Regions from separate parts of the Mus musculus genome. Here region 2 is linked to region 1. Evidence: chromatin loops called from intact Hi-C (ENCODE). Cell type or tissue: heart. All regions are shown on one strand. Links, peaks and the distances in the headings refer to the core of each region. The heading gives the core; the rest is flanking DNA.

Region 1 (15,794 bases), core at 4,686-12,685:
CTAATCTCCTTCCCAGCAGGCACTCCCTCTGAATGCACCAGCCCAGCAGGGCAGTAAAACAGACAACACACTGCTATCAAACTCTGAAAATCTAGAGAGGAAACAGAAACCAAGGAACAAAACAACCATCCAATGAAAACAAACCCAGAAATCAGCACCTAGAACTACAATCACCCCCAACGCAGAAGAATAGACACCAGTGTAAGAACACAATCAACAACAGCCAGGGCAGTGTGTCGCCACTGGAGCCAGATATCTTACCACAGCAAGCGTTCAATATTCCAACTTAGCTGAAGCACAAGAAAAAGACTTTAAAATTAACTGAATGACAATTCTAGAGGTTCTTAAAAAGGAAATGAATAAATCCCTTAAAGAAACTCAAAAAAACCCTCTCAAATAATTAGAGGAAATGAATAAATACCATAAAGAGAGCCAGAAAACACAAGCAGCTGAAGGAAATGAGTAAAACTGTTCAAGACTTGAAATAGAAATAAAAAACACAAACTAAGGGGAAATTCTGGGAATGAAAAGTCTAGGAATTCAAACTGGAAGTACTCAGGCAAGTTTCACCAACAGAATACAAGAGATGAAAGACAGAATCTTAGGCATTAAAGACACGCTAGAAAGAAACAGATACATTCATCAAAGAAACTGTTAAATCTAAAAAATGTCTGACCCAATTTCCTGACATCCAGGAAATCTGGGACGTTATGAAAAGACCAAACCTAAGATGAACAGGAATTGAAGAAGAATCCCAGCACAAAGGCCCAGAAAATATTTTCAACAAAATTATAGAAAACATTTTTCCTTCTTTGGAAGAAGATGCCTATAAAGATACAAGAAGCATACAGAACACCAGATAGATTGGACCAGAAAAGAAAGTCCCTTCTTCACATAATAATCAAAACACTAAACATTCAGGACAAAGAAAGAATATTAAAAGCTGCAAGAAATAAGACCAAATAGCATATGAAAGCAGACCTGTTAGAATTACACTTCTCAATGGAGACTATAGAATCCAGAAGGACCTGGATATTCCAGATGCTAAGAGACTGCAAATGTCCTATACCCTGTAAAACTTTCACTTTTTTTGTTTTGTTTTTGTTTTTGTTTTTTGTTTTTTTTTCGAGACAGAGCTTCTCTGTGTAGCCCTGGCTGTCCTGGAACTCACTTTGTAGACCAGGCTGGCCTCGAACTCAGAAATCTACCTGCCTCTGCCTCCCAAGTGCTGGGATTAAAGGCCCGGCAAGCCCTATAGGTTCTAGAAAGAAGACTTATGAAAGTATAACGTAAAAACAAAATTCTAGGCCTTTAGACCCAGGCTTGGGAATGTGACCTCTGTGACTTAATGCACCAAGGTATGCTAATCATAAAACAGCTAGCGACATTCCTCCACCCACCCGCTTCCTGGGTTCAAAGAGTGTTCATTCAAAGAAAGTCACCCTGACCATTGCCGGAACCTGCTATGCAAATGTGCTATTTAACTGTCTTGAGAGATAACCCGAACAATTACCAGGTATTCCTTGTGACACCTGTGACTTTGCACTTCCTTGGGACTCTTAACTGGTATCTTTGGTATTTTCCAACAACGCCCTCCCTACTTCCTTGAGCTGTGGTTTCTTCCTTTAAATACTCCCTTACCTAGCTACTCGGGGTGCCACGGTCCTCTACCCCTGCGTGGTGTATGACAGTAGCCCCAATACCGCTCTTGAATAAAAGTCCTCTTGCAGTTTACAGCAAGACTGTCTCTTGTGAGTGATTTGGGGTGTCGCCTCTCCTGAGTCAGAACGTGGGGGAGTCCTCACGTTGTGGGTCTTTCACTTCAACCTAAGATTAACTACATCCATGAAAACAGAGGAAATAACTAATCTTACCCCAGCACAACCAAGAGGAGAGAAATGCTTTTAAAAATAATTGGAAGTAAAAGAGGATCCAAAACAACTGTTTGAGAAAGTATGAAAAGAAAACATGTGCAAGTTTTGTTCTGAAATGCTCTAATCCACTTCTTCAATATTTTGTATTAACTCTGAGGTGACACCTAAAAGATCTATACTTTACAGTACTTACTGCTCTTGTTTAGTCTGTGAGTCACAGTGAGCTTTAGATGGCCAATAGAATGCAGTGGAAATGACCTGTGGCTTCTGAGGTAATGCTATTCGTGGCCTTATGGCATTTGTTTTGGTCTTTGGAACACTCACTGTTGGAGCCTGAGTACCACATATGGAGTCCAATTAACTGTATGCTGAAGAGAATTCCTGAGATTTCATATAGAGGAATTCCTGATCAGCCTTCTAGTAGAGCTAGCCAAGCTTATGCTATAGATGTACTGTGGCTCAAAGTTGAGTTGCAGCTGTCAATTCCTGCCCAAATGCAGATTCATGAGTAAATTTAGCATTTTAAAGTCATTATGTTTCAGCTGGTTCACTGTGCACCAATAGATAACTGAACTGCTGCTCCTCCTTTTTCCTCTGTGTATCCCCTCAGGAGAGTGCAGAGTGAACAAAGGCATGTCTGGTCAACATGGGGAATTTTCTAGCTAACATTGCTAGTGGTATTGATGTATTTATGCTGTAAATATATGTGGCTTCAAGCCTGTCTTCTGAGAAGTAACTATGTGTCTATGGTCAAGACATAGGAGAACCAGAACTATCTCTCAAACTTGTGGTCAGACATAAAGCCTCAACTCGACATTCTAAGACAGACAATGTGTATAAAACTAAACACAAAAGGAAGCTTTCCACAGAAAGAAATAACAGGAGGGGGTTGAGAAGGTGGTATTGGGAGGGAATAAAAAAAACAAAACAGGAGTGTAAATGGTGGTGTGATAGTTTGTATATACTTGGCCCAGGGAGTGGCACTATTAGGAGGTGTGACCCTGTTGAAGTAGGTGTGTCACTGTGGCTGTGGGCTTTAAGACCCTCATCCTAGCAGCCTGGAAGTGAGTCTTCCACTAGCAGCCCTCAGATGAAGATGTAGAACTCTCAGATCCTCTTGCACTATGACTGCCTGAATGCTGCTATGCTTCCTGCTTTGGTGATAATGGACTGAACCTCTGAACCTGTAAGCTATTCTCCCCCACCCCCAACTAAATGCTGTCCTTATAAGGGTTGCCTTGGTCATGGTGTCTGTTCACAGTAGTAAAACCCTAACTAAGACAGAAGTTGGTACCAAGGACTAGGGTATTGCTATGATAGGCCTGACCATGCCTTTGTTTGGAAGAACGTGGATTTTGGGACTTTGAGTTTGGAAAGCAGTGGAAAACTTTAAATGGGGCTTAATGGGCTATCCTAGTAGGAATATGAAAGACTGAGTGTAATTTGAATTGTGCAGACCTGACCCAAGAGGTTTCAGAGGAGAAGAATTGCAGAATGTGGCATAAAGACTGTTTCTGTGGTGTTTTGGTGAAGAATGTAGCTGCTTTTTGCCCTTGTCTGAGGCATCTGCCTGAGGCTAAGGTGAAGAGACTCAGATTAATTACATCGACAAAGGAAGTCTCAGAAACACTCATCATAGACTTTGTTATCTGATTAAGTCTCATGAAGAACATTTTAAACAAGCATAGCAAAGTTAAAAAGGAAAAATATTAAAATGTATGATATTAAAGGGCCACCAGGAGCTAAATCCTGTGTTCAAGGATATTAAAGTGAATTAAGGGAGTAGTGACATTGGGGCAGGATATCACCCAGCTAAAAGTTTAGGTCCAGACATGGTAGTACAAGCTTTTAATCCTTGGGTGCAAAAACAAGAAGATCTCTGAGTTGAAGGCCAGCCTAGAGAATGTTCTACATGAAGGAAAACTTAAATCCAGGCTTGGTGGACCACACAGTACTTAGGAGATAGACATGCAGATCTCTGAATTCCAAGTTCCAGGACAGTCAAGCTTAGGCAGTGAAGGAATTGGAAAACTGGTGGAAAGCTGGTGATAGTGTAATAGAACAAGACGACCATGTTCCAGCCCCAGCAAGCAGCAGAACTTGGCAGCTTTGGTCACGTGACTCTGGCTTTAGAGTCCAGAATAGAAGGGATTACTGGAACAAGTGATGCTGGTTAGCTGGAGCTAAGAAATTAGTGGTGATTAAGAAGAGACCAACATCACTGAGGTGAAATCTTTTGGGAAGTGTTTTCTGAGAGCACAAAGAAGCTGTGCTCCAAAGATAGCCAAGGTTATACCTCCTGCAGCAGCTGTACTTGGTAATGTGTAAGAGTTACCCATTTGGTACTGGTTTTGAAGGCATGAAGGCATCATGAAGAACAGCTGAAGCTTGGCACTGTGAGAGGCCATGGAAGGCCGTTGGTGAAGGTGAAGCCTCAGTTGACATCCCAGGACTGAAGGGGTCATGCAAAGGATTTGAGGCTTGGCACCATGAAGAGAGCCTTTGAGAGGCTATTGGTGAAGCCTATTTGCAGAGGAAGACCCCAGTGTATTGGAGATGACAGTACCATGGGATGACCACCAAAACAGCATCAGCAGTGGAGCGGACCAACCTGAGCTTAGAGTGCTACAGAGGGCAGAGCTGAAGAAGTGACAGCAGCCCTTTGGAGGAGCCCAGAAGATCATGTGTGGATTCCAGACATTGAAACAAGAAGCTGTAACATTGAAGTTGCCTTAGAGACCCCAAGATGTTCAAGATGCCGGAGCATTGGGCTATCTGCTGAGGAAAGCTGATAACAGGGAGTGGAACCAGCTCAGGAGAAAAAAAAATTGTTCCAGTCAACAAAGATGAAAATGGAGTTGAAGATCTGAAGACTGCTTTGATGTCAGACATGGCGATACAGAGTTTAGAGTTTGCCCAGCTGGTTTCCTGTTTTGCTTTGGGAATGTTAAGTGATTCGATGAATCTTAGAAGAGACTTTGAACTTTGGACTTTTAACATTATTGATACTACTATAGACTATGGAGACTTTGGAAGTTGGGCTAAATGTGTTTTGCATTATGCTATGTTTAGGTATGGCCCCCATAGACTCATATGTTTGAATAAGGCTATGGGGACCATGGAGTGAAATGTGATGGTTTGTATATGCTTGGCCCAGGGAGTGGCACTATTAGAGGGTGTGGCCCTGTTGGAGTAGGTGTGTCACTGTGGGTGTGGGTTTTAAGACCCTCATTCTAGCTGCCTGGAAGTGAGTCTTTCACTAGTAGCCTTCAGTTGATGATGTCGAATTCTCAACTCTACCTACACTATGCCTGCCATGCTCCCACCTTGATGATAATGAACTAAACCTCTGAACCTGTAATCCAGCCCCCAAATAAATGTTGTCCTTATAAGAGTTGCCTTGGTCATAGTGTCTGTTCACAACAGTAAAATCCTAACTAAGACAGGTGGGAAGTGTCTACCTAGGCAGAAGTAATTGAACTTATGCTTGTGTCTAGCACATACTTTTGTAGGACTTGTTCACCACCTACTTTTATAATATGGAACTCATTCCTGCCATTGCAGCAATTAGAACATATGTGCACATCTGTCTACAGACGATTAACTGGCAAAAAAAATTGTCTGATTATCTCCCTTCAGAGTCTGAGTTAATGTATAAGGGGCTCATTGTACATTCTGCACACTGGGACAGAAGAGTCAGGACTCGAGATAGAATGGCAGTTGGCAGCAATGTATATGCTGATTAGTAAGGACAGAGCTGGCTTGCCAAAAAAAGTCATGGGAATTTATGGTGGAAGGAACTAAAGAGAGACATGGAGAAGGCAGAGACAGAGACAGAGACAGAGTCAGACAGAGAGACAGATAAAGACAGAGAGACATAGGCCTGGTGACTTTTAATCCCAGCTACTTGAGAGGCAAAAACAGGGGACTCAGTTTAATGCCTGTCTGGGTTAATGGGCAACTTAGCCAGACCCTTTCTCAAAATTTAAAGTACTTTGTAAAGGCACAGGGAGGTATTCACGATTTATGTTGGTGGTATAGCACCTGCCTAGTAGGTATAACATGTGCAAGGCTTTAGTTTAATCCCTAGCACCTCTGAAGAAGAAGAAAAAAGAGCAAGAGAGCAAAACAGATCACTAATCTTTGTGTATTAGCTTTTTAATCCTGGTTGTTCTTGGGTTGGTGGGGGCTATATGGAAAGAAGAGACAGTGTCTCAAGTAGCCCAGGCCAGTCTTGAACTCCATTCTGCTTCTAACTCTCAAATGCTGAGAATATATTGCCACACCCAGCTATAATTTGTATGATTTCAATTTAATTTTGATTTAATTTGATTTGGGATTAGACTGACAGTGAGATGAGAGTTAACCAAGTGCCTTCAGTTTTATTTGAGGATCTCTAAAAACTAATTACAGGTTGATCTAGATTTTGTTTCAGATTTGAGTTTCTCAAGAGCATGTGTTTCAAAGCAATGAGTTAGGGCTGGAGAGATGGATCAGCAGTTAAGAGCACTGGCTGCTCTCCCAGAGGTCCTGAGCTCAATTCCCAGCAACCACATGGTGGTTCACAACCATCTGTAATGGGCTCTGATGCCCTTTTCTGCTGTGTCTGAAGAGAGTGACAGTGTACACACATACATAAAATAAACAAATAATTTTAAAAGGGTGTGCTCAAAGCAATGAGTTTTAGAAATTCTTTCTCTAAAATTAGTTTTATTGAGTTGTGTCTTTATGAAGAACATGATCCATGAGGGACAGAGGATCTGAATTTTTCTAGTTCTTGCTCAATTCCATTCATTGTGACCACAGATTCATCCCTGGATTTCAGCTTCTTATTCTGCACTCTGCAGTGATCAAACTTTTGCTATTCTATGAATATAAATTAGCAGCAGGGCTCTAATACAAAACTATCCTCACATAGAACTTTGATCTGACTGAAGAAAAAGGCAGTAATGCACAGCTTTTATTGTCCAAGACCTGGAGCTTAACTTTCAGGTCATTTATAATTCTTAAGCACTGTACCCTTCTTCCTGGTTGTACAAAAAGGGCAGGAAGTGAAAGGAGGAACAATCTTAATGCCCAAATTGAGTCAGAGGCTCTTTTAGAATCTACATTAAATGTGATAGGTATGGTCAAGTAAAAAGATAAACAAATTTGAAAGTGCTAGTCTGCATTTGATGTCTTATCATGATGTTTTAATACTGTATCTCAGAGAAATCAACTTATTATGAAAGCAATACATGGGCATTGTACTCAAAGTCCACCCAAATACAACAAATGTTAATGATTGTGTATATTTTTATGTTTTCACGCGAACTTTGTACCATTTGCTTTGAACAGATCAGGTTGTTTATATGATAGGGTTTATATCCTCTATTAGACTTTGCACTGCTTGAGTTCCTAAAGCTCCTTTGTGGTGAGTCAACATGCCTCTCTTACCCTCTATAGTTGGACTACTGTCTTTTGGAAGAGATTGGAAAAAGGTTATATGTGCTTCTGTCATTGGATGCATAAGCTGAGAGATTCAAAGGTACATGCCTTTTTGTAATATCCTTTTGCTCCCAGATTCACTGTTCTAGTAAGGAGACAATACTAGGTTTTTATCCTAAATACTTGTCCAATTTTGGAGAGATAAGTGGAAGCTTTTAGACATCCCTCAAAGGATTGGAGAGATGGCTCAGTGTTTAAGATCATTTGCTCCTCTTGCAGAGGATCCAGGTTCGCTCCCTAGCACTTGCTTGATGGCTTACAACTATTAGTAACCAGGAGATTTGAGCCCTCTCCTGACCTCTACAGACACCAGACATGAACAGTTCGACCAGAAGCTTGTGGGTTCCCTAGAAAGGTACTGAAAGGGAGGAGTGAAGGACACAAATTTGTTTTACAAAATCAGCAAGATTTTTTTCCCTAGCAATTTTTGTCATAAAACAAGTCCACTACTCTGTATGGCATCCCCTCCAGAGCTTAAATTTTGGAAACTTTCGAAATTTGAGCACCGGGTCAGGAAAAGGTACTCAGCCCAATCAAACAGCAGCCAGCTAGCCCAGCCTAGTTCACTAGAGGGGAGAAGCTGGGGGTGGAGTAGGACCGACCTGGGGACGGGGCCCTCGGTGAGAGCACCTGAGCTGGCCAGCCCCCCGCTGACGTAGGATTGGTGAATGAATACTTTGGCCTGAGCTCATAGGAGCAGAGCAGCTTGCGAGGCATTGATTGGCTCAGAGGCTGCTGCCCGCTTATTGGTTGCCATAGGTCGTCACGGAGACCTAGGGGGTTGGGCGGAGAAGGGTGTTGGGCCTGGCGGGAGTGCTGAGGGTTCCTGGCGGCGGGGCTGCTCCCCTGGGCGGTGTCCGGGGAGCTGTTGGCCGAGTCACCCTGGCTTCCCGCCACCCTCTGAAAGGTGTCTGAGCGAGTGGGGTCCACTACCAAGACCCTTAGGCCGCACCATGGGCTGCTGCTTCACTAAGAGGAGGAAGAGTGAAAAGGCTGAGGGAGAGGAGGAGCAGCCCAAGCTGTACAGCTGGGACCAGCGGGAGAAGGTGATGTTTTGGGGATCCCTTGCTTTGGGCCCTCCTCGGCTGCCCTTTGCAGCAGATGAAAGCGGGCAGTTTGGCGGGTGGCCCACAACTGGCTTTCACTGGCGCGCACAGGCAGCTGAAGTCGCACGACTTTGGGGGCGGGATGTGAAGGGCCCAAAGGAGGCATAGAGTTAGTGGTCAGCCTAACTAGACTCCCAGGGCCTCTCTGTAGGCTCTGCACCCCGACTCCGGATTCTAGAAAGGACTCCAGGGAGGGAAAGAGCCAGGAAGGTGCTGAATCTCCAATCAGCTCATTTCACCAGCGTTGGCCAAAGGGGTTTGGTCCAGTGGTCGAATTACACACGCAAGACTGGTTCTCATCTTTTCTGCGGTTTGTATTCCCAAGCTGTTACTCTTTTGTCTGCTCTCCTCTGAAAATCGCTTTTGGTGCCTCTTGGTGTTACTCAGTTATTAAATGGACTGTTTCATGTCTACCTTTATTCTCGTCTTCCATTTATCAGAAAAGAATAATGAAAATTGAGGCAGTCTTGGAGTGTATTGTGTAAGGTGAAAGTACCCAACACAAACCAGGAAGTAGTTTATTATTGCAGCTTTATATGAACGAAAATGCCATATATATATATATGTACACACACACATACACACACACATATATACATATGTGTGTGTGTATATATATATATATATATATATATATATATATATATATATATATATATATATATATATATATATATATATATATATATATATCTCAAAAGGTTTGAAAAAGTCTCCTAATCTTGCACAAAACACACTTACTTAGGCATACATTTCACAATGGTTCCTCTTTCTACAAAGTTCTTCTTTTCTTCTTAGTGTAGTTGCTTTGTAAAACACTTAATAGACATCAATTATTATAGTTTCTCAAACAAAATAAGAACGCTTGTTCTTTTAAATGGGTGTCATGAACAGTTAACTATTGCTTAATGCAACAACTTTGACCAGAAGTACTAAAGTCTTGTTTTGTTATAACCAGTCATCCTGCATCCTTGTTTGGTATGACAAATCATCCTGCATCATTTCAAATCCCCAGCAGAATTTAGGCATTCATATAAATGACATTTTCAAAATGTTGGCTTTTAACAAATGGAAGCTGAATTCTCAGGCTCAGCTTTTTGCCTTTGACTCTGAAACCTTTCTTAGGCCATGTGGCCTTTTGTTCCTCTTATATAGCAGTATTTTGTCATGTAGGAAAGTGTTGTATTTTCTGTCTTATATGAAGATTGTACCCATCAAAATCATTTGGTAGGAGGATTTTGAAGTATTCATTTTCAACAGCCTTGGGATTTCTAATAATGCTGTTTAAATTTTTTCTCCCCAGCGCTGGGTATTGAGCCATGCTAGGCAAGCATTCTACCACTGAGTGGCATCCCTAGCTAAACAATGCTCTTTAAACTTGAACTTCCTGCTGCAGAGAGAGTTTTTGTTTGTCTTATTTTGTTTAGAAGTGTCAGGCTAAAAGTAAAAGTGTGCTTTTCTTTTCAGTAGTCTTGGTTGGCTGTGGTTCACTGTTCCATAATAATTGTCTTTCTGCTAACTTCTACTTACAAAGTTCTGATTAATTGGGGTCTTCTGGTCTTGCTATTATGTTATTTTTGCAACAGGATCTTTTTTGTTATATTTTGAGACAAGGTCTCATGTAACTCTGCATAGCCCTGAGTATCTATCTGATTCCCCTGCCTCCATCTCTTGATTGCTTGAATTGTAAGCATGCATCACCAACTTATGCTAGAGACAATGTTTTGATATGTACTTCTGGCTAGCCTGTTAAACGGTATGTAGCTTAGGCTGGCCTTGGATTTCAGGCAATCTACCTGCCTGAGCATACTGAGTACTGAGATTATGGGCTGGGCTACCACACCCTGATAGTTGGGATCTTTCATATGAATGTGTTTTGTGATCTCTTTTTCTTGTGCTCTTTATCTAAGTTAAAGTACTGAAAAATAGCTTAGTGGATACTAATATCTAAGTGTCGCCTCTCCCACCATGTGTGCTGCATTAAACTTTCTGGTGTAAATAGGAACATTAAATTTTTTTCATTTATAGTTTTAAAATGTTTTTATTCAATAAAGAGGTCAGCCTTGAAACCAGATTCATACAAACAGCAAAAACAGACTCAGTAGGTTGTATTTATGCATACTTAAACATACATAGATATGTATGTGTAATAATAATAAAGGAACCCTTTTTGAGAGCATTGCTAGGTACTATAGTTGTAGAGATGTAAGAGCTGTTATTGGAAATGTACAATAAGCCTATATATATATAAAATAGCTAGATATATAATTATATTCTATATAATACATAGTATACATAAGATGCCATAATATATTATTATTATATATATTATATAGATATAATAAAAGTTAAAACCTTTTTTGTGGTGCTGGGAATAGAACACAGAATGTTAGGCAGGCATTCTACCACTGATCTATACCCCTAGCCCTCCAATGGTACTTTTACTGACCCTGGTCTTGCTATCTCTTGAAACTTTTGTGTGTGTGTGTGTGTTTTTCATTACAAGGAATTGAGTGTAAATACACAGCTTACCGAAATAACTGAGATACATTGTATCTGTAGCAACAGAAATGGTTTGTCTCAGGTTTTCATAATATCATGGAGTCTAGGTCTGTGCTGTTTAAAGTTAGAGCAAGCAATTAGTCAACCTGTAAGAGATTTTGTTTTTTGTTTTTTTTTAATGAGTTGACTGTAATCTCCTTACCATTGGAAAAGTGGTGTTTAAAGTTTCCTTAGGTTGTATAATCAGAGTTGATGGGTACCCCATGGGTTTTGGGTTTTGTGTTGGGTAATTGGGTCAGCCTTAAGGGACTGAAGCAAGGAGAAATTGTCTCAATTAGAAAGAATGTTTGAGGACTAAGTGGTGTCATGGCAACTTACATATTACAGTCAACAGTGGAAGGAATTCATTTTCCATTGCTGCTGACTTTGAAAAAGAAAAAAAAAAAACTACCCTGAAATGAGAAATAGTTTGGATTCTAAGATCTCTGTTTAAATCATTTAGAAAGAAATGCCTTTTCTTATTATTTATATGCTGTATTTTAATAGTTAAGCAAATTATTCAATGTATATGTATTCAAACACCAAGGAAGAGCCAAACTTATTATTCTTGCCCTCCGAGATCTTCCTTGCCCTTTGGAGTGAAAACGGGAAATACTGAGGCAAAATGGGGTGAAGATGAGTGGCACACAAAGGGAGTTTTCAGTTCCACTTATTCATGCTAATATTCCTCAATAACGGAAAGAAGAATAGTTTCTCTGGCTGGGCAAAGTGGTGCAAGCCTATAGTGCTAGCAACTTTGGAGGCTTGGTGCTTCTGAGTACAGGGCCAGCCTCCTGAGTTTCAGGCTGCCCTGTGTGAGTATGGTCATTGTGAGACTGAGATCTTGACTCCTTAAAAAGAAAAAAAAAGAATTAGTTTCCCAAATGATGGCTTAGGTATGAAAATTGTGATTTGAGTATGAAGAACACACTTGTATCTGCTACATTTGTCTCATGATTATTCGAAATAGTGCTTATTAAAGCCAAAGTCTCAGATCAGAAATTCAACTGTCTGTTGTTCAACTTTGGGTAAACCAGCCAATTTGTGCATATCAAGCTTCTTAGTTATAAAGTTGGCTAGTCCTAAAGAGTTCTGCACAATTTAGCGAGGCAAAGACTTGCCCTGAAGAAGAGACATTAGATAGTAATTGTCATCTCCAGAGACACTTCAAGCACAACTTATAGGAGAATTTAATTCCAAGAATTGTTCATCAATAGAAAGGATGACTTTATGGGAAACTGATGTCTGTGTGGAACCTTCAGAGGTTAGATAGGTGACCTGCTAAAAAGAAGTATCTGTAGTAGATAGGAAGCTCGATGCTATTTTCATCATCATCTAAGTATGTGAGATAATTTAGTTGCCGTTTGACATGAACTAAACCATCCTAAAACTTAATACCTTAAAACACTGGCAAATACTGCTTTTGTTTAGGACTCTGCCCTTTGTGTACAGTTAAGCAGGGTTGACTCTATATGGTATCAACTGTGGCAACTTGAGTAGGGGTTCCAGGATCGCCTTCAGGGTGGCTTAACCCCAAAGGTGACTGTCAGGTTGATACAGGCATGCAGTTGGGAGCTCAACTAGGGCTGAAGGCCAAGCACTCTCCATGTGTATTCTGAACTTCAGGATCCAAGGACCTCTGATTTTATTGAGTCTAATTGATCTTTTCTCCCAAATAACGATTTCTAATTTTGATATTTTATTACAAATATATTTAAGTTTTTTATTTTACAGTTATGTGTGTATGTATGTGAAAATCTGGTATGAGTTTGTACACATGAGAGCAATGCCTATAGAGAGCAGAAACAGGTATCAGATCCTGTGGAGCTGGAGTCTCATACAGTTATGAGCCATCTGACATGAGTGCTGAGAACTCAGGTTCTCTGCAAGAACACTATGTGCTCTTACTGGCTGAGCCATCTCTCTAACCCTTCATTAGATATATTTTATTAGATGTCTTTAGAGAAAACATTTAATGTATACCTTAAAGCTTAAGTAAGCATATCTGCTACAAGCTACTCTTTAAAAATACTTTTTATTTTTACAAACTGGATTTCCATTAATGTGAATAGATTCCATTAGTATATCTCAGGATATCATTACTGAAGTTAACTCCAGAAATTAAATTTAATGAAAATTTGCTTGCTGCCTAGTAAAGAATTAAGATGTTCACTGCTGTTTTCTGTTAGGGAAATAATACTTAAATAGTACTGTTGATCCAACTCCTGCTAATGCAGCAAGTTTGAGGCCAGTGTGGGCTATAGGTAATACATAGAGATATAAACTATGTACATTTCATCAAGGCTCATATGTTAAAATACTTTAGACTATAACCTATCTATGCTTGTAATTTTAGACATTTTAAGAACTAGTAACGTTTACAAAATTATTCTAAGCTAGAAATTAGTTATTAAGTTTTGACTTGAAGAACTTTTAGGAATTTCTGAGAAAATATAGTAACATATATCCTATATTTCTCCCTTGAATAGTGATTGACAATCCAAGTAATTTTATACTGTAAAGCGAATTATAGAATCTTTAGCTACAGGATTAATTTATCCTCATAAGCCAGTAAAAATGGAATGTCTAGGAAAAACTAAGAAGATAGATTACACTGAATCCCGCAGTATTAGAAGCTGTTATGAGTATTAGTCAAAATTTTTTGAAGGCCTAAATCCTCCATGATTATATTTGAAGTTAGAGCCACTAAAGAAAGAAAAAAGCTTACATAATGTTCATAAGTGTAGAGTTCTAATCCCACAGGATTGGTGACTTCATAAGATTTACTAGAAAGTAAGCCCAGTCAAGTCCCTCAACCCCACAAAAAGTGCTGGTAAAGATAGAGATGAAGGGCTTCTTAGTTGAAGCCAGCTAGGCCAGGCCGCCGTAACAAAATGCCACATTCTGGATGGCTTACACAGCAAGTTTAGGTTTCAGAGTTCTAGAGCCCAAGACTCAGAAGATCAAGATGCTAGCACATTCTAGCATCTCTGTCTAGTGGGCCTGTCTTCTTGGCTTTAGATAGCTGTCTTTTTGCTGTATCCTTTCAAGACTTTTCCTCTCTGTATTCACCGGCGCCAGCACTCTTTCCCACATCTTACAAGGCCAGTAATCCCGTTATGAAGGCCTCTCATTACTTCCCAAAGGCTTCACCTCCAAATATCACCATATTGAAGGCTAGAGCTTCAAAGGAGAAATTTGGGGAGACTGGTTGGAGATACAGCTCAGTGGTGGAGTACTTACCTAGCATACACGAGGCCCAGGGTTCAATCTCTAGTAGCATTAAAAATGGGGGGGAGACACGAATATTAAGTCCACAGCACACTCAAACCTATTAAAATAACAGCTCAGTGATTTAGCAATAGATTTTATGCCGACATTTGCAACAAGAAATCTTAACTCCTAGTAGTGTGTGTGTGTGTGTGTGTGTCTGTGTTAATTTGTTTGAGTGTAGACCCACACATGCCTTGCTCCTCTTGCCCATTCAGCTTTGTAGAAATCAGCCAAATCCTGGTGGTCTTTTCCCTTTACCTATTCACCTTTGCTCTAACTACCTCCGCTGTGATTAATGTATCAGTGCCAAAAAGACACGTGGAAACATGATCAGAGAATACTTTTTTCCTCCTAAAATTTAATGCAGAATGGACTTAAGCCACCCTTTGATGTTCTTTCTCACTTTAAGGCCTGGAAGTAGACCAAGCTCCCATTGCCTGCCCCGTAACTATGTTCCCACGTCCTGGTACTGGCTTTCACAGAGGAAAGCAGCCTCAGTCTCCCTTTACATAAAGGGAGGAAAGACCTACAGTAGTTATCAGAAGCAGTGCCTCTGCCTGCTATAGTTCTTTTATTTCCCTAGCCAGAAATTGATCAACTTGACGTGTGACTTAACTGAATGTCCCTGAGTGCCAGTTTGTTCCCATTTTTTTTCAGTGTTGGGAATTGAACTGTGGCCTTCCATATACTAGACAAGTGAAGTGCTCTTACTGGGCTAGCTCCTAAGCCTTACTCTTTTGTTCTTGATCAGCATCAGACTCTCAGTTCATTGGAGATGGAGTGGAGAGTGGGATGTGGGGAAGATTCAAGTTCTCTTCAAAACAGTGTGTGATTGGGTTGGAGAGAGAGCTCCACATTAAGAGTACTGGGTGTTCTTCTGAGGACCCGAGTTTGATTCCTAGCACATGGTGACTCACAACTATCCATAGCTCTAGTTCCAAGGAGATCTGATACACTCTTCTAGCCTCCATGGGCACATATATGCAGGCAAAACACTCATACACCTAACAAAAAAGGTACTTGATTATCAGATTTAGTTACTATTCATATAATACCTGTATAACCCACATTATAGGAGTTATATTCTGGGGTAACCAAGATTCATTGACTAAAATGGCTATATAGTTACCTATATTCTGTTTTTTAGCGGTTTATTGATTTTGTAAATTTTATGTGTATGCATGTGCACAGTGTGCATGCAAGTACCCACAGAAGAGGGCATCGGAAGTCTTGGAACTGGAGTTACAGGCATTTGTGAGGTGTCTGATGTGGGTGCTGGAACTAAACCCAGGTTGTTTGCAAGAGCAGTAAGTGCTCCTGACGACTAAGCATCTCTCAGCACCTTATACTCTGCTTTAAACCTGTTTATAATCATATCCTTGTTTTCATTCATTCTATTGTATTGTTTCTTAATCATTCTTGACAGTTTGTCTATTAAAACTTGTTTTGACCTTGTTGTTCTTTATTATATTTAATGTTTAAATTATTAATTACATCTGTGATTTTAACTTCT
Region 2 (15,794 bases), core at 4,783-12,782, 130 kb after region 1:
TTTTAAACATAACCTCCATTCAAGAAAGATTATAATGTACATTTTCCTTGTATAATTTCAAGTACTTGAGATGAATCATTAGCTATAATGTCTTTTTTTTTTAAAGAAAAAGACATATCTTGGGGGGAAAATCAAATATTCTATAATTGCTTTGTAAGGCCATGTACCAAAAAGGTGCAGTATATTTGATCTTGAAGTCTCTGGAGAGCATGTGTTTTTCCTTTTCAGTAACTTTATTCAAAATTAACTATTTGGAATCATGGGCTTTGGAAAGAATGCTTAGAAGAAAATAAATATGCTCTCTACACTTACATGATCAACTATATATTACATGTATTGATATGCTTGATAACCCTTCTACATATATGATGACTCTAAAATTAACTCTCAAATCCTTCCAGAGGAATGGTTTTCATTATTTTATGATAACATGAGTCAGCCTCCCCACCACCACCTCTAAATAACTCTATTCTTTAAAATTGCCAGGAAATAATAATCCAGATTTCCTCCTAGTTGTATTTTTTTTGATGCCTCATCTGTTAAACCATCAATTGTAGAATAAGTTGTGGACATGAATTTTGTTTCATTTTTTCCTTTGATTGGTTTTCTTGACTTGGGTTCTTGAATATCAAGAGCGCTATAGATTTTCTCAAGCTCACTGCAAAAGTTGATGCAACAGTAGGAATCTTTCATTCCATCATGTTGCCCTGGCTCAGACCTGTGGCTGCTCTCATATGTGTTAGGAATGCCTTGGGTTTTGTGAAAGTCTATGATCTTTTTGTTTTAACTCAATTGCATAATGAAAATAATAAGAATATAGCAATCACTAATGTTACCAAAACCTGATTTTATCATATATCATACTAAATACTTTATTTCATATAAGCATAATAATCTTACCAGTTTGGTATTATTTTATTAATTTATTATTGTTGTCTACTTTTTTTGCAACAAAACAGAACCTTATCTAAATTAAGTAATTTTTCAAGACCACTTGACAAATTAATGGCAAAAAAGGCCCCAAAATTATGCTTGTATATATCTAAAACCTGTACTTTGCACTACTATCTATGGAAGAAAATCATGGGTTTTCCTGAGGCATATTAATGCTACCTTTGTGAAGATAATACTTATTACCAGATTTTTTTCCTTCTAAATATACTTGGTGACTGTTGGACCAAGAACACACAATACATTTACACTTCTTAGAATAAATGGTAGTAGGGTCTCAGATATGTGGAGGTAAATGAAGCATATCATTATCATTCAATAAGTTCACAGAAGATGATGAAACTGAATTTGCAGAAAGGGATCTGCCATATCTCCCAAAGTACAAAGCAGAGCATGCTCCCCAGAATGACCAAAGTCGTTTGGTGTATCCTGTCAGCACCTGAAATCTGTCATTTTGTTGATTGTTGCCAATGTTTGCTTTTCTAGGATTATATCTGAAAAAGTAAAGGAGATGCTTTTTGTCCGGCCCCGGAAATATATCCGTTGCTCCAGCCCAGAGTCTGCAGAACCTGGCTATATCAATACCCTGGAGCAAGCAGCATCTACATGCCGCTATGACCTAGATGACATGGATATCTTTTGGCTTCAGGAACTCAATGAAGACCTTGGAGAAATGGGTAAGCTATTTTCTTTATAAGTAAGTTGTGCTTTGACTTCACCAGTGGATTTTTTTAAGTTGTTAAAGCACTGCAAAACTTGCTTTTGTCTTGCTTTCCTTTCTTATCCACCCTTTCACTCACTATTTTTGATCAAATGAGGCATTTATTCAAGCGCATAAAGTATAGTAGTGTTTTATCTATATCAATTTTAATCTATGTTAAAATAGAATAATAAAATTTAAATGACCTTTCCTTAGTTCAATGTAATAGTACAGATATGGATGGCACATAAATTTCATGAAGTTGTTTCATATTGTTAAATGTTATGGGGTGATGGTTGACTAAACTTCTGGTGAAAAGAATGCTGAAACCTGTTCTTCAATTAGTCCTGAAAAGCATTCTCTTTAATGAGCAGGGCCACAGGTTGAGGTGTATCTTCCAGATGTTGGAGAAAAGGTCTATCTACAGCATTTAACAGCACCTACTACAAGGGATAAGTTACTCTGATCATCCTTTAATAGAAGGCTTCTAGTTTTGTTGCCCAGAATTAAACGGAAAAATATCTCCAAAGCAGTTCTTCTTAGTTTTAAACTCAGTTTTAAGTTTTTTATGTTGAAGCTAGTATATGAATACATATAAAAAAAGTTAAAATTATATTAAATCTTCTTTGGCATGGTAATGACAGTTATTCTGCCAAAAACATAATCTTAGTTTTGGCTCTTAAAAACTTAGTGTGTGCCAGGTGTGGTGGCGCACGCCTTCAATCCCAGCACTTGGGAGGCAGAGGCAGGCGGATTTTTGTGTTCGAGGCCAGCCTGGTCTACAGAGTGAGTTCCAGGACAGCCAGGGCTACACAGAAAAACCCTGTCTCAGAAACAAAACAAAACAAAACAAAAAACAAAAAAACCCTTAGTATGTTCTGTTTTTTATTTACCCTCTAAGAAGAGTTTCAGGTGGCCAATTAAGAGTGTAAATCACAGAGAAGGCAAGAAAAGAGGGGCAAAGTCAGAGTATGACAACCTAATGAAAGTGCCTCAGTGTGTGGTTTTGCATGCATATAGAATTCATAGATAACACAATCATCACAATGCTTCCTTTGATTAAAAAACTGCCCTATAAGTTTAATGCTTTACAATTAATACTCTTTGGATGAGCATTTTACTTTTTTTTTAATGGAACAGTTTGATTTACAGAAAAAAATGGACATTCAGCACAGAAAATGCAAATATTTACCTCAGATATATTGTTTCCCTAATATTGACATATTTCTTTGCCGTGGTATATTTACCATGATGAAGAAACCAGCACAGGTACCATCACTGTTAACTGATGTTGCAGACTTTATTGGACTTTCCATTTTCTCTCTACTGATCTTTTTCTGGTATAGGATCCCATCCAGGACACCACATTTCATTTAATCTTAGAAGAGCTGTTTTGTGTGTGTAGGGGTGAAGCCTCATGGGCTTTTTTCCCTATCTACTTTAGCATATCTGTTTGTGTCATCCTTTTTCAGTTCATCTTTAGGCAGTCATATTGGTGAGATTTTATAGGTGTAGCTTCTGACATCACTAGGAGACACAGCCTCATAGCAAACTTCCTGGTCTTCTGGTTCCTACCATTATTATGTTCCCTCTGGGGTGTGTTTTGTAGATATATAGCCATTGAAGCTGAGCTCCACAACTCTGCATTTTGATTGCTTATAGTTTTCTGTAGTGGTCTCTGTTTAAAAGATAAGTTCTCTTGATGAAGGGTGGAGTCTGCACTTACTTGTGGGTAGAAGGACAAATGTTTAGAATATAATTAGAGATTGTGCTAGTTTAGTAAAATAGTGGTTGTAGGTTCTCCTTCAATATCCATGACTTTTTGCTTGCACTAGCTAAATTTCCAGTACCGTTTATAGTTTCCCTCTTGTAAATAGAGAGCTATTGGTTACCTCCATGACATGCATACCACTACTGTACACTTAGGTGATTGTGCCATATTCAACCCTATACAAAGAAATACAGGCAACTAGGGAATGCTGAGAGCAAGAGAAATAGACATCCCCAGGGAAGAGTACCGTGACTAGTTATCCAATAACAAATGATTAGCCCTGAAAACATGCATACAAGTTTCATTATACAGACTGAGTAAGTGATATTTAGGCATGCACTCGTGTGTGTGTGTGTGTACACATACGCATGGAGCAATAATTAGTGAAACGAAAGAGATCATGAATTTGAAGAACATGAAAGGGTATATGAGAAGATTTGGAGGGAGAAAGGGGAAGCAAGTATTGTGAATATATTATGATCTCAAAAATAATCAAAAAAGTATTTGTTTCTTTAAACTGTAGTTTTTAAGGTTTTTTTTAGATGTATTCATTTTATTTTATGTATATGAGAGTTTTGCCTCTGACTTAGATATGTTTTCTATTTCTGTGATGAAACACCATGACCAAAAGCAAGTTGGGGAGGAAAGAGTTTATTTGGCTTACACTTCCACATCGCTGTTCATCACTGAAGGAAGACAGGACAAACAAGTCAAGTAACCTAGAGGCAGGAGCTGAGGCAAAGACCATGGAGAAATTCTGCTTACTGGGTTGCTTCCTTTCTTCAATGACTCTAGCTTGTGTCAAGATAACATGTAAAGCCAGCCATTATGTGTGTACTCCATACATACCTGATGTCTGCAAAGGCCAGAAGGCATCACATCCCTTAGAACTGGAGTTGTGAATCATTGTGAGTCCTCTGGAAGAACAACTGCTCTACACCACTGAACCATATCTCTAGACCCCTTAGAAGAGATTTTTAGGAGGTTTGCCTTGTGTCGAGTTTTTCCTTAGAATTAATGGTATTGTAGTCACACAGTTTAGAGCTTAAAATAAACTTTTAAAAATATTAAATTAAGCATTTTTGCTCAAATAAAAGAATTTTAAATGTGTATGCTGACTACATAATGGGTACCATACTAAACAATGAACAAAATAACCCATTCTCACAAGGTAATAATTCGGTATTCTTATTTTATATATAAGAACATTAAGATAACAAAGCTTACATAGCTAATAGGAGATAAAGTTGGAATTTGAATCCAAATTCTCATAAGTAGACACCATAACTCTGCTTTATAAAATTAGCTTACAAGGTAGCTAGTTTATTACATTTTCATACATACTTAATTTTGGTTGACCCTGTCCCCAGTCCCTCATCTCCCCACCTCCCATCCGTGCTTAAACCCTTTCATTCTGAGTATTCCCCCTTCTGTTTGCAAATCATATACATTCTTTTACCTTTCCCACACCGCTCTCTAAGGCCATTTTTTTTTACAAATTTCATTTTTATTTATGGCTTGATAAAGTTGTTTATATGTACTATATTGTTATAATTCATTAATCAGTTGTGCATTTGTTTAGGCAGATTCCATTTCCTTGCTATTGTCAATAGAGCAGCAATTATAAAAAACATGGATTACAAATATCTATGTACAAGATACAGAGTTCTTTGGGTACCTACCCAGCCTAGACACTAACTCTTTGTCCCTATATATCCCTCTGTGTATAATATATACATATATGTATGTGTGTGTAGCTAAGTATATGCATATATGAATGTATGTATGTATGATGCTTTGACTGAAAAATAAGCCTGATAAAATGTTTTGCGTCATAAGTAGATTAAAAAGGTAATTTATACAGATTTGAAAGTATTTATGATGACTAATTTTGAAAATTATACTTGTGTATGTCTATGTATGTATGTGCGCATGTACATGCAAAAATCACTGGTCTCTTGGGAGAACTGGGTTTTTACCAACATCAACCATTTGAATCTTTCAGTTGGGTTAAGTATGGAAAGTGAGGGAAAAAAAGTATAAAAAGAAAAAGGAATAAAGAAAAGAGTGATTTCAGAATTACATTTAAATTTTTATGAATGCTAATAGGTTTCTAGTAATACTTGTTATTGAAAATGGTATTAGATTTTTTTTTAAAAAATCGGGTTTTAAAAACAGTATTTCACATATATATTACTAAATATATATTTACCTAGAATTTTCTTCCATTAGTATATTATCATATGAAAAACTCCTGGTATAATTATTGGGTGTTCTTAGTGAAGTTAATTTGTTAATAATGTTATTTGTGTTCAAAGAATTAAGAAATTTAATATGCTACAAATTAAAGTGTTCAAAATTACAGCTGTTCATAAAAGTCTTATAGTAGTAGGAATAAAAATAGAATAGGGTTTTTATCAGGAGATGGACAAAGATTTATTTTTTTTCAATTTTATATTTTTCTGTGCAGGTTATGGCCCAATTGATGAGACTCTTATGGAAAAGACAATAGAAGTTCTGGAACGCCACTGCCATGAAAATATGAACCATGCTATTGAAACAGTGGAAGGGCTAGGAATAGAATATGATGAAGATGTGATCTGTGATGTGTGCCGGTCTCCAGACAGTGAAGAAGGGAATGATATGGTATTCTGTGATAAGTGTAACGTCTGTGTACATCAGGTTAGTCCAAATGGAGAACATCTCCTCATGCAAGGTCAACACTAGTGTCAAAGTCAGAGGATAACATTTAGGCATTGGTTCTTCTAGTGTTGGGCTTCGGGGATTAAACTCAGATTGTCAGGCTTGGCTCGTGCCCTTACCTGATCAACAGTCAGATTTTTAAAATTTCATTAATTACTTATTTCTAACACCCATATGTAAATGTCTTACATTTAAAGATGAAAAATAAAAATTAGGCTCTGCTTTTTTTAGTACTCTCTCTAGAAACACTACTTCTTATGATCTCTAAGCTGCTTCACCTATTCCCAAGAGGCTAAACCTAGGTCTTTATTGTGTCACATTATGTCCGGACCATTGAGATTGTCTCATTTGATTCACTCAGGAAGTCCCTATGCTTCTTGCCTAGGAGACTCTCCTCTGCATTTAAGATATTCTCTACCTTAGAATCTCTAGGACATCATCACTGACCCATGATCTGTAATCTATATATAGAAGGCAAAGAGTTCTTATTTTAGTACCCAGGGCCTTCCCTATATACTATTCCCAGAAACCTAGGTCAACCCTACCTTTAGAGACCACAGGTGTCTGGGACTCTAAAGGACTATCTTAATGCCTTATTTTTACAGACAATGTAAGCAAAGGTTAAGTGACTTTACCCAAGTTATTTCACATCCTTTCTAACACATACTAATAATGATTAATAATGACATATTAATAATAATAGTGTTAGTGATGTCAGCACTCATTTCAACTCTTGTCCATATCTATGTTCTGTGCTCTGGTGAAACAAGGTCACTTGATGTATAGTGATGAATATTGGTAATACTATCCTGTCTCCATTTTATATCCATGTCTGAATTTAAAAATCTCTTCTAAGAGCTAAAGATGGTTCAGTTGATGAAATATTTGCTGCCAAAGCATGAGAACCTGAGTTCCCAAAGTACATGTAGAGAACTGAGCCCAGGTCTGCAGATGCAGAGACAAGAAGTTCCCTGGTGCTGGCCAGCCAGCCTAGCTAAATCAAGTTTCATGTCCATTGAGAGACCCTAGTTCAATAAACAAGATGGAGAACAATTAAGGAAGAAGATATTTAGCACTAACTTCTGACCTCCACACACATGTACAAGCACTCATGTACATGTGAACATAGCCATATACAATCTTGTCTTCTACATCACATTATCAAAATGTACTTCATCTTCCAAGCTGTAGTTCATGTTCGTTCTTGATTTATACTTAACTGAATTTTTATTTGTCTGAATATGTTATATATTTTATTGATACTATTAATTTATTTAACAAATACTGTATAACACTAAGTACCATCCATGAGCCAGAGCTGTGCTGCATTATGGTGACACAGTAATTAAGAGGCAGATACGCTTTCTGCCCCTCCCCCAGGTAGACCATGGTGTAATGACTAAAAAGAAACTGTCAGTTTACCATAGTGTCCAGGAACTTTTATAGATTATAAATCCATGCTGCTGTGGTAATACATGGAAATGATAAAGGTAAAAAACAACTTTCAGCAGGTAACACTCAACGCTGAATCTTAATGGCTGAAAACTGATGTCAGTATATCCAGAAAGGTTCAGACTATGTTAATGGCAAGTAGTCAGGAGTGAGTGAAATGTGTTAGAATCATGCCTCTATGAGTATTTGAAGAGCGGAGGAAAAGCAAGGAAGCCAGGGATAGGAAAGGAAAAAAGGCCCACATATGAAGAATCTTCTGACAAACTAAAAACTTCTCATTTATTCCATCAACTCTAAAAGGATATTTATGTTCTAGAAAGATAATTCTGGTCAAAACTAATAGAATAATGAGCCTGCATAACATAGGAGATAGAAAACAACCAAGACTTAAGACTTTTCCAGGCCACCTAACCTTAACCTTAACTTCCTATTGTAGAAAGAACTCAATTTTTTTGTCACCAATTACCTTAATCATTGTTCTATTGTTGGGAAGAGGCAACTATTATGAAAGAAAGCATTAATTGCTTGCAATTTCAGAGGTTTATTCTTATTATCATCATGGCAGGGAGCATGGTGGCATGCAGGCAAGCATTTGAGCAGTAGCTAAAGAGTAGTATCCTGATCTGTAGGCAGAGAGAAAGAGAGAGAGGGAGAGAAAGACACACACATTCTCTCTCTAGGCATAGCATGGACTTTTGAAACCTCAAAGCCCACCCCAGTGACTTACTTCCTCCAACAAGGCCATACCTTCTAATCCTTCAATCTTTTATTTTTTCATTCATTTATTTATTCACTGTATTTATGTTTTTATTCAGTTTATTTAGTCACAGCCCCCTCCCTTCTCTCCTCCCAGTTCCACCCTCCCACACCTATTTTCCCTTGTCATGTCACCTCCCTGCAACCCCCCCCACCATACCAATACACCCTGGCATATCAAGTCTCACTCAGCAGGACTAACTGCATCCTCTTCCACTGGTGTAAGACAATCCAGCTAGGGGAAAGGGACCAGACAGGCAACAGAGTTTGAGTCAGAGACAGCCCCCACTGCAATTGTTCAGGGACCCACATGAAGACCAAGCTGCACATCTGCTACCTTCAAACCACCCTATCAATTTAGCCTTTTTCTTCATTTATTGTATCTTTAAAAGGGTAAATTTGGAAATTTTATCTTCATTGTACCAATTATTGGCATTGTAATATATTTTCAATAGAAACAAAAATCTTTTATGACTTAACTATGAACTTAAAGTATCAGATAATACACACCCATAAGTCCTCTCATATAATTAATTCCAAAATTAAAATTTTCTGATGATTTCCCTTTTATCTGAAATTCTGAACCAGAACTGATTTGGAAACAATACCAGAACTTAGCTAATATGAGGTTGTTTATAGCCTTTACCCATTTTATTCAAATACTCATATTTTTATAGAAATACTAACACATATGGTTTTGTCCCTGGTCCCATTGGGCTTATATAATAACTTTCCTAAGATCTGAACAGTTTTGAACTTCGTAATGTTTCTTACTAAAGAGGTTTTAGATAATGATTGAATCTGTGGTAGGCTTGAAGGAAATAAGACAGAGGTCATCTTTATATATTTTCTATGTTTGTCTTTTACAATTAGGGGAAAATATCAAAGAATTATATTCAGGTTCCTTGACGTAACTGTAACGTAATAATCCCCCCCCCACACACACCCAAATTATGGCATTTGTTTTAGAAATATACCAGGTCACTATAAATGATACCTCTCTCACACATTGGCAATAGCATTTGACTGGGCCTTGCAGACTATAAACTGATATATATGAATGCTAGGAATTTGTTACAATATGAAATTTCATAAAAAGACCTTCTTCCAAACTGGGCGTGGCAGTACACTTGAGGCAGGAGGTTTGTGAGTTTGAAGGACCAATCTGGGATGAACATATCTGTCTCATAAAAAAGCTCCCAGGAAACATGAATAAAATACTGAGATTCTTATAAAGTAGATGTAATTTGGATCATAAATAACTACTTAGGTTAGAGCTCCCTCTGTTGACTGTAAAGTCACTTAAATAATAATTTAAATATTTGTTTACTCTCTAAAAGAATAGTGGCATATTGGCATCTGGATTGTTTAAATATAATTTACCTTTTATACTCCACCATATCATGTTCATTGTTCTTCAGTGTCGACTATAGATTCGCACTGCAGAAGTTTGTACCACTAGACTTTAGATTTTAACATCATACAACTTTTTTTCTTTAAAACTATGTGAAAGTTAAAACCATTCCAATTCCTTTTTGTGTATATATCCATAGTCTACTTCTTTGTACAGATATTGAATACTTAGTGTCAGAAATACTTAAGACTTTGCCAACTGTGTATAATCTATATTGTGTGTTGTCTCCTCCCCCCTCCCCCTCCCCCCCATCTAGAACTCTTTAAAATGTGAAAAAAGCATTCTAAGTTTGTTAGCCTTATAAAACAGGTCTTAAGCAGTAGCCAACACCTAGTTTAGATGATGGTGAATAAATGAGATAAGAACAGGAAAAATTCCTAGAAAATTTTACTGAGAAGAATCTGACAACTAAATAGAGGAAAGGTGAAAGCTGTGAAGAATGAATAAACAAATGTAGAAATAAATTCATCCTAGAATAGTGTGACAAGGAGTTGGATAGAGTAATAGTGGTGAGGATGGGGATGGAAAAGCAGTTCAGCCTCTGGGACTCAATGTAAGAAGTAAGTGCAGGCACCAAGTGTCAGTGGATGAAGGTAAGTAAGTAAAAGTCCAGGGATTTGGTCTAGAAGATCAAAAAGGAAAAAAGGTTAGCAATGGATGGTTATAATTCTTAGTGAATCTCACCTAAATGTGAATCTCTTAGAACCCACAAAAATTTTGAAACTGCTAGGTCTAATCAGTTGATGGTATAGGTAGGGTATATTTAACTATGTGAGGAACCTAAAGGCAACTAGGTTTCTTCTGAAATAGAGTAGAGCAATAAAGAGGGTCAAATGGACAAAATCAAAGATGGGGACAGTCTAGAATAATTCCTAAGTAATCTCCCATCTCTGAGTTATCATTTATTTTTCAATATAATTCAATAAAGAATTGAAACGCTCCTAGAACTCATTGTAATTCGATTATAATTCAATTGTAATTCATTGTAACTCAATTCACAAGTCTTTTTATTCAACCCAAGCAAATAATTCCTATAATTTGCTGAATGTTTTTATGTACCAAGTATTAGACTCTTTATAAACATTGGCTTATTTCACTTTTTTATCACAATACTACATGACATGTTGAAATTACTCCATTATTGCTTGGATGACCTGTTATATAAACAATGAAGACAGTTTGGAATACAGGAAAGTCTGTAGTCCAACTCTTAGTTAGTAGTTGGACTAATCTTGATATGAATTACCACTTAGTCTTTTTCTATCTTCATTAAAGTTATTTCTCATAGGTACGCATGCTAATCTTAGTTCAGATGATGCTACAAGCTTGGTTTTTAGTGTTTAAAAATTATGAAATCCTAGATATGAACTTGTTCAGCTATGTGTGCTTATCTCTTTTTCATACTTACCTACAGGCTTGCTATGGCATTCTCAAGATTCCAGAAGGTAGTTGGCTGTGCCGCTCCTGTGTCCTGGGCATTTATCCACAGTGTGTTTTATGTCCTAAGAAAGGTGGAGCCATGAAGACCACCAGAACAGGGACTAAATGGGCTCATGTCAGCTGTGCCCTGTGGATTCCAGAAGTAAGTAACCATCCAAATCTGGGCCAATTTCCTCCAGGGTACCTTCCTTCCTATGATGTTTAGACAGACTCAGACTGATCATGGAAATGCTTTCTGCTCAACTGTATTTCTGAGATTTCTGTGCTACCTCCAGTCTTCTTGTATACAACTGTGCCTGTTAGCCCAGATTTCTGTATTTGTGAGTGATATTTTCAGTAGTATTTGATAAATTTGTATGAGAGAAGAGACATAAAAGTCCAGGGTGTGGGGCTAGAGGTAGCTTAGCTATTAGGAGCTCTTACAAAAGATCCAAGTTTAGCTTCCTGCATGTCAAGCAGCTCATAGATAACTACCTGTAACTCTGCCTCCCAGGAAATTGATGGCCTCTGACCTCCAGAGGCACCCATACACACACATGCACATACTCACACACACATATATGTATAATTTTAAAATAAATATTTAAAAAATATTTAAAATAAACTACTTTTTAAAAGAAAAAGATAAGCAAAAGAGGAAAAAAACATTTTTAAAAGTAAAGCTTAACTTAAAATACCTGTAGCCACAAATCAAAATAAGACATGAAATACCACAGAAATATATAAATAGCATCCTGGAAAGGTCCCTAGTTCCTGAAAGTAAACCATTTTAATTTCTATCACTATGGATAAATTTTGTCTGTTTTTACGCTTCATATTTTTAGAGTAAGTATTCTTTGTTGCCTGGCTAGAACTCCATGTTGTAGTATGTATCAGTAGTTCATTAATTTACATTGCTTAGTTATTCATAATTATATGGATATTCTATTTATTTATTCTGCTTTGGATCTCTTATTCTAGGCTGTTACAAGTAAAGTAAACAATCACTCTTGCCCACTGTGGTAGTTTTCCTCTATTTTTTTTTAAAGACAAGGTTTCCCTCTTTTACTGACTAGCTGCCCTAGAACTCACAAAAATCCACCTGCCTCTGCCTCCCAAATTCTGGTATTAAGGACTACCACACCTAGCTAGTTGTTCTTTACTTAAAAAGCTCTTTTGAGTGCTTAAACTCAACACTTACCTAAGGCCTTTATTCAAAATTTATTCTTTATTATAAACCTATCCTTTAATTGTAGATATTTCCTGAATGGCTATTGTTCATTAACTTAATTAAACATGGCTTCTAAACTGAGCATGGTAGGACATTCCTCTAATCCCTATAATTGGAAGGCTGAGGCAGGAGGACTGAGATCTGGAAGCCATCTTGGAGATGTGTAGTAAGCTCAAAGACAGCCTGCATATCTAGACTCAGTAAACAAACAAAAACCAGTAGTTTGGGGTAGGGTATAGTAAGTGGTAGAGTATTGGCCTATTATGAACAAGGCATCTCTCCACTATCAAAAAACTACAATTAAAAAAGGTTGAAACCAGGCTTGGTATTGTATGCCTGTAATCCTTCATCCTTGGATGAAAAAGCAGGATAATCAAAAGCTAAAACCAGCCTTGCTACATAGCAACCTCGAGGCTAGCTTAAGTCATAGTGGGACCATGTCTCAAACAGACAAAAATCAGGGAACATAGCTGAGACATTATTTGCTTAGCATGTGCAAAGCCTAGGCTTGATCCCAACTACCACATACATAAAAATAAAATCACCTATAATCTCGGCACTCAGAAGGCTAGACTAAGAAAATCATGAGTTAAGGGCCACCCTGGGCTACATAGACCCTATCTCAAAAATAAATAAAACAAAAATAACTTTTAAAAAAACGTTAATTAACGTTCTCTTAGGGCTTCTCAATTCTTGATTTTCAGTACATTTTAGATTATTAAAGATCTCTCCTGATCTGGACAGAACTTGTAGTAGATGGATCATCCTTCTTTGATAGTTACTGCTTTTTGAAACCTGTTTATTTCTGGTATTGGAGAGATTGTCTAGGGGTTAAGAGCACTGGCTACTCTTTCAAAAGACCTAGCTTCCGGTCCTAGCACCCACATGGTAACTTACAGCCATCTGTTATTCTAGTCTCAGAGAATCTAATGCCTTCTTCTGGCCTTTGTAGACACTGCATGCAAGTGGTGCACAGACATGCACACACAGGCACAACATTTGTACATGTATAAAGTTGTTAAAAAAAAACACACATTTTTACCAGTAGTTACATGACCCTTTATTTCCAAATGGAAAGTTTTTCCATCTTTTTTAAAGTGTCCTTTTCCTTTCAGCATTCCCAAAGACTTAATTTCACTTTGAAGCTACTTTGGCTGAGAGAGTAGGGTAAGATGATAATAGTTACATAGTCTTAAAGATTTGGGGTTTAGAAGTGGTATCATCCTCATCCTTTCTAATTACATGCTGCAGTCCCTTCATTACATAAATTTGCTGTTACTTTGCAACAGTATTATGCTGCTTTGTAAACCAAATAGAAAGATCTGTCACTGCCTTTCTTTATCGTTAGTTGACTAAATGAAATAGCAAGGCATGTGATACCATCTCTAACATAAAACAGATTCTAGAATTTCTGAACTTTATTTCCTTTCCTAAGTAGCTTTCTTCTAAGTAAAGATGGATACATCTTGATTCTTTTAGGTAACTATGCCTACCTAGTCTACACTCCTACACTCTCATTGTAGATATAAATTGTTTACATTACTAGAAATGATTGAAGGACTGAGCAGTGGAAAGAAACATCTTTTTTTATTCTTAGTTCCGTACTAACCTTGGAAGATATGGCTTGCCTCATTGTTTTAATGTTCTCAATTTCATATAACATCACTTATAGTTTGTGAAAGTGTTTTTGACATGCCTTGGTGCTTCTGCCTTATGATGATGTTTTATTTGTAGGTCAGTATCGCTTGTCCTGAGAGAATGGAGCCTGTCACAAAAATCTCCCATATCCCACCTAGCCGGTGGGCCTTAGTTTGCAACCTGTGCAAGTTGAAGACAGGGGCTTGTATTCAGGTAAGTTCCCTGAGAAATGGTGGAGTAAGCTAAAACCAAGTCAACCTGACTCATGGTCCCAGTAAGAGTGTCCTGTTACCCCAGAAATCACTTGAGAGGCTACCTACTCATGTGTAGGATACTGTCACTCCAAAGACCATTTGTGGAAATCTTTTTCAGATGTTGCCTCTGGACCATTGAGCTTGTTTTTTTTTTTTCCCCAAAGATTTATTTTTACTTATGTGTATGTAGGTGGGTGCCTTAGAGGTCATAAGAGGGTGTTGGATCCCCTGGAGCTAGAGTTACAAGTGATTGTGAGCCACCCAGCATGGGTGCTGGGAATTGAACTTGTATCCTCTGAAAGTGCAGTAAATGTTCTTAACCAGTAAGCTATCTCTCCAACCTTTAAGCCTATTATTTTCAACATTCATATTGGTTACCAGGAATAGTGATACACATGTTTGTCCCAGCTTCTCAAGGTATTGAGGCAGAAGAAAATCATTTCACCTCAGAAGTTCAAGGCCAGCCTGAATAACATAGTGAGACCCCCTTCTCAAAATAATATTCATAATGGTATTTAATGTTCATCTTTTAGTGTCAGAGCTCATGTATCAACTAGACTCTAAAGCTGAGTAATTTCATTCTGAGAGGGAATAAGCTATAACTCTAAAATATGTAACCCATGTTCTGATCAGTTTCATCCACTAGCTGTCAATACATTTAAGATCCACTATGATTAGATAGATGGTTCTGTAAACCATTTGGGTGTGGAAAGGTACATTTGAATAGATAAAAGTCTGGTGACTAGTTTTAGAAATCATTCTTAGAGGGGCTGGAGAGATGCCTTGGAGGTTAAGAGCACAGACTGTTCTTCCAGAGACCTGGGTGCAGTTCCCAGCACACACAGGGCAGCTCACAACTGTCTGAAAGTCCAAGATCTGAGACCCTCACACCTTTGCATAGGTATCCATGCAGGCAAAACACCAGTGCACATAAAATAAAAATAAATTTTAAAAAATTATTCTTATAGGCATATATGGTACATGTGGTAGTACAGGTAATATTTTTGAGATATCTAAGGTATAATGTTATGTTCACTTTCTATTCCAAGCATAATAAGGTGACTGCTTGTATGTGGGAAGGAAGGACTAACTGACTGTAACTTACTGCATATGAGCTGCAGAGTGCTTGAGATCAGATTTGCCTGCAGACCCTCAGAGAAAGGGGTCTCTGTAACGTCATACCTTAGAGCAGTGGTTCTAGATGTTTTATTTAGTTCACTTCTGTTTAGCATAACAGGTTGCAGATTTGTCATCTGAAAAATATGAATACTTACCTTGCTCTTAAAATTTTATTTTGGCTCATTTTATTTATCTTAACTATATAACATTTTAGTGTTTAAATGGGGAAAATATCTCCCTGATATATATTTATTATCAACTTGACACGATCTAGAGTCATTTTGGAGATGACTCAGTTGAGAAAATGCCCCCAAATAGATTGACTTGTACACAAGCCCGTGGTACATTTTCTTGATTGATGACTGATGTAGATTTCAGGCCACCAT

What was found. Hi-C counts contacts between places; a loop is a spot of excess contacts. Peaks named below come from ENCODE experiments on the same cell type or tissue, not always from the same donor. Only the 100,000 strongest peaks of a DNase experiment are listed, where the experiment ranks them.
Region 2: a loop joins it to region 1, with 3 times the contacts of the local background. A loop is called at or near these places in 4 of 42 quality-filtered maps.

The regions. Positions count from the first base shown.
Region 1 is chrX:20,356,422-20,372,215 of GRCm38, forward strand. It overlaps Rp2 (retinitis pigmentosa 2 homolog), which reads left to right and starts at 8,060. Exons shown (of 5, transcript NM_133669.5): 1 at 8,060-8,407. The coding sequence starts at 8,315. In heart, for the core only: a CTCF peak has its summit at 9,806; a DNase peak (open chromatin) is centred at 8,100; H3K4me3 peaks cover 1,473 bases; H3K27ac peaks cover 1,266 bases.
Region 2 is chrX:20,488,265-20,504,058 of GRCm38, forward strand. Jade3 (jade family PHD finger 3) reads left to right here. Exons shown (of 13, transcript NM_199317.2): 7 at 1,438-1,628; 8 at 5,893-6,104; 9 at 11,162-11,329; 10 at 14,132-14,248. Among named protein-coding and RNA genes, the nearest start is that of Rgn, 54 kb to the right of the region's middle. In heart, for the core only: a CTCF peak has its summit at 9,617; no DNase peak of the experiment used is centred there.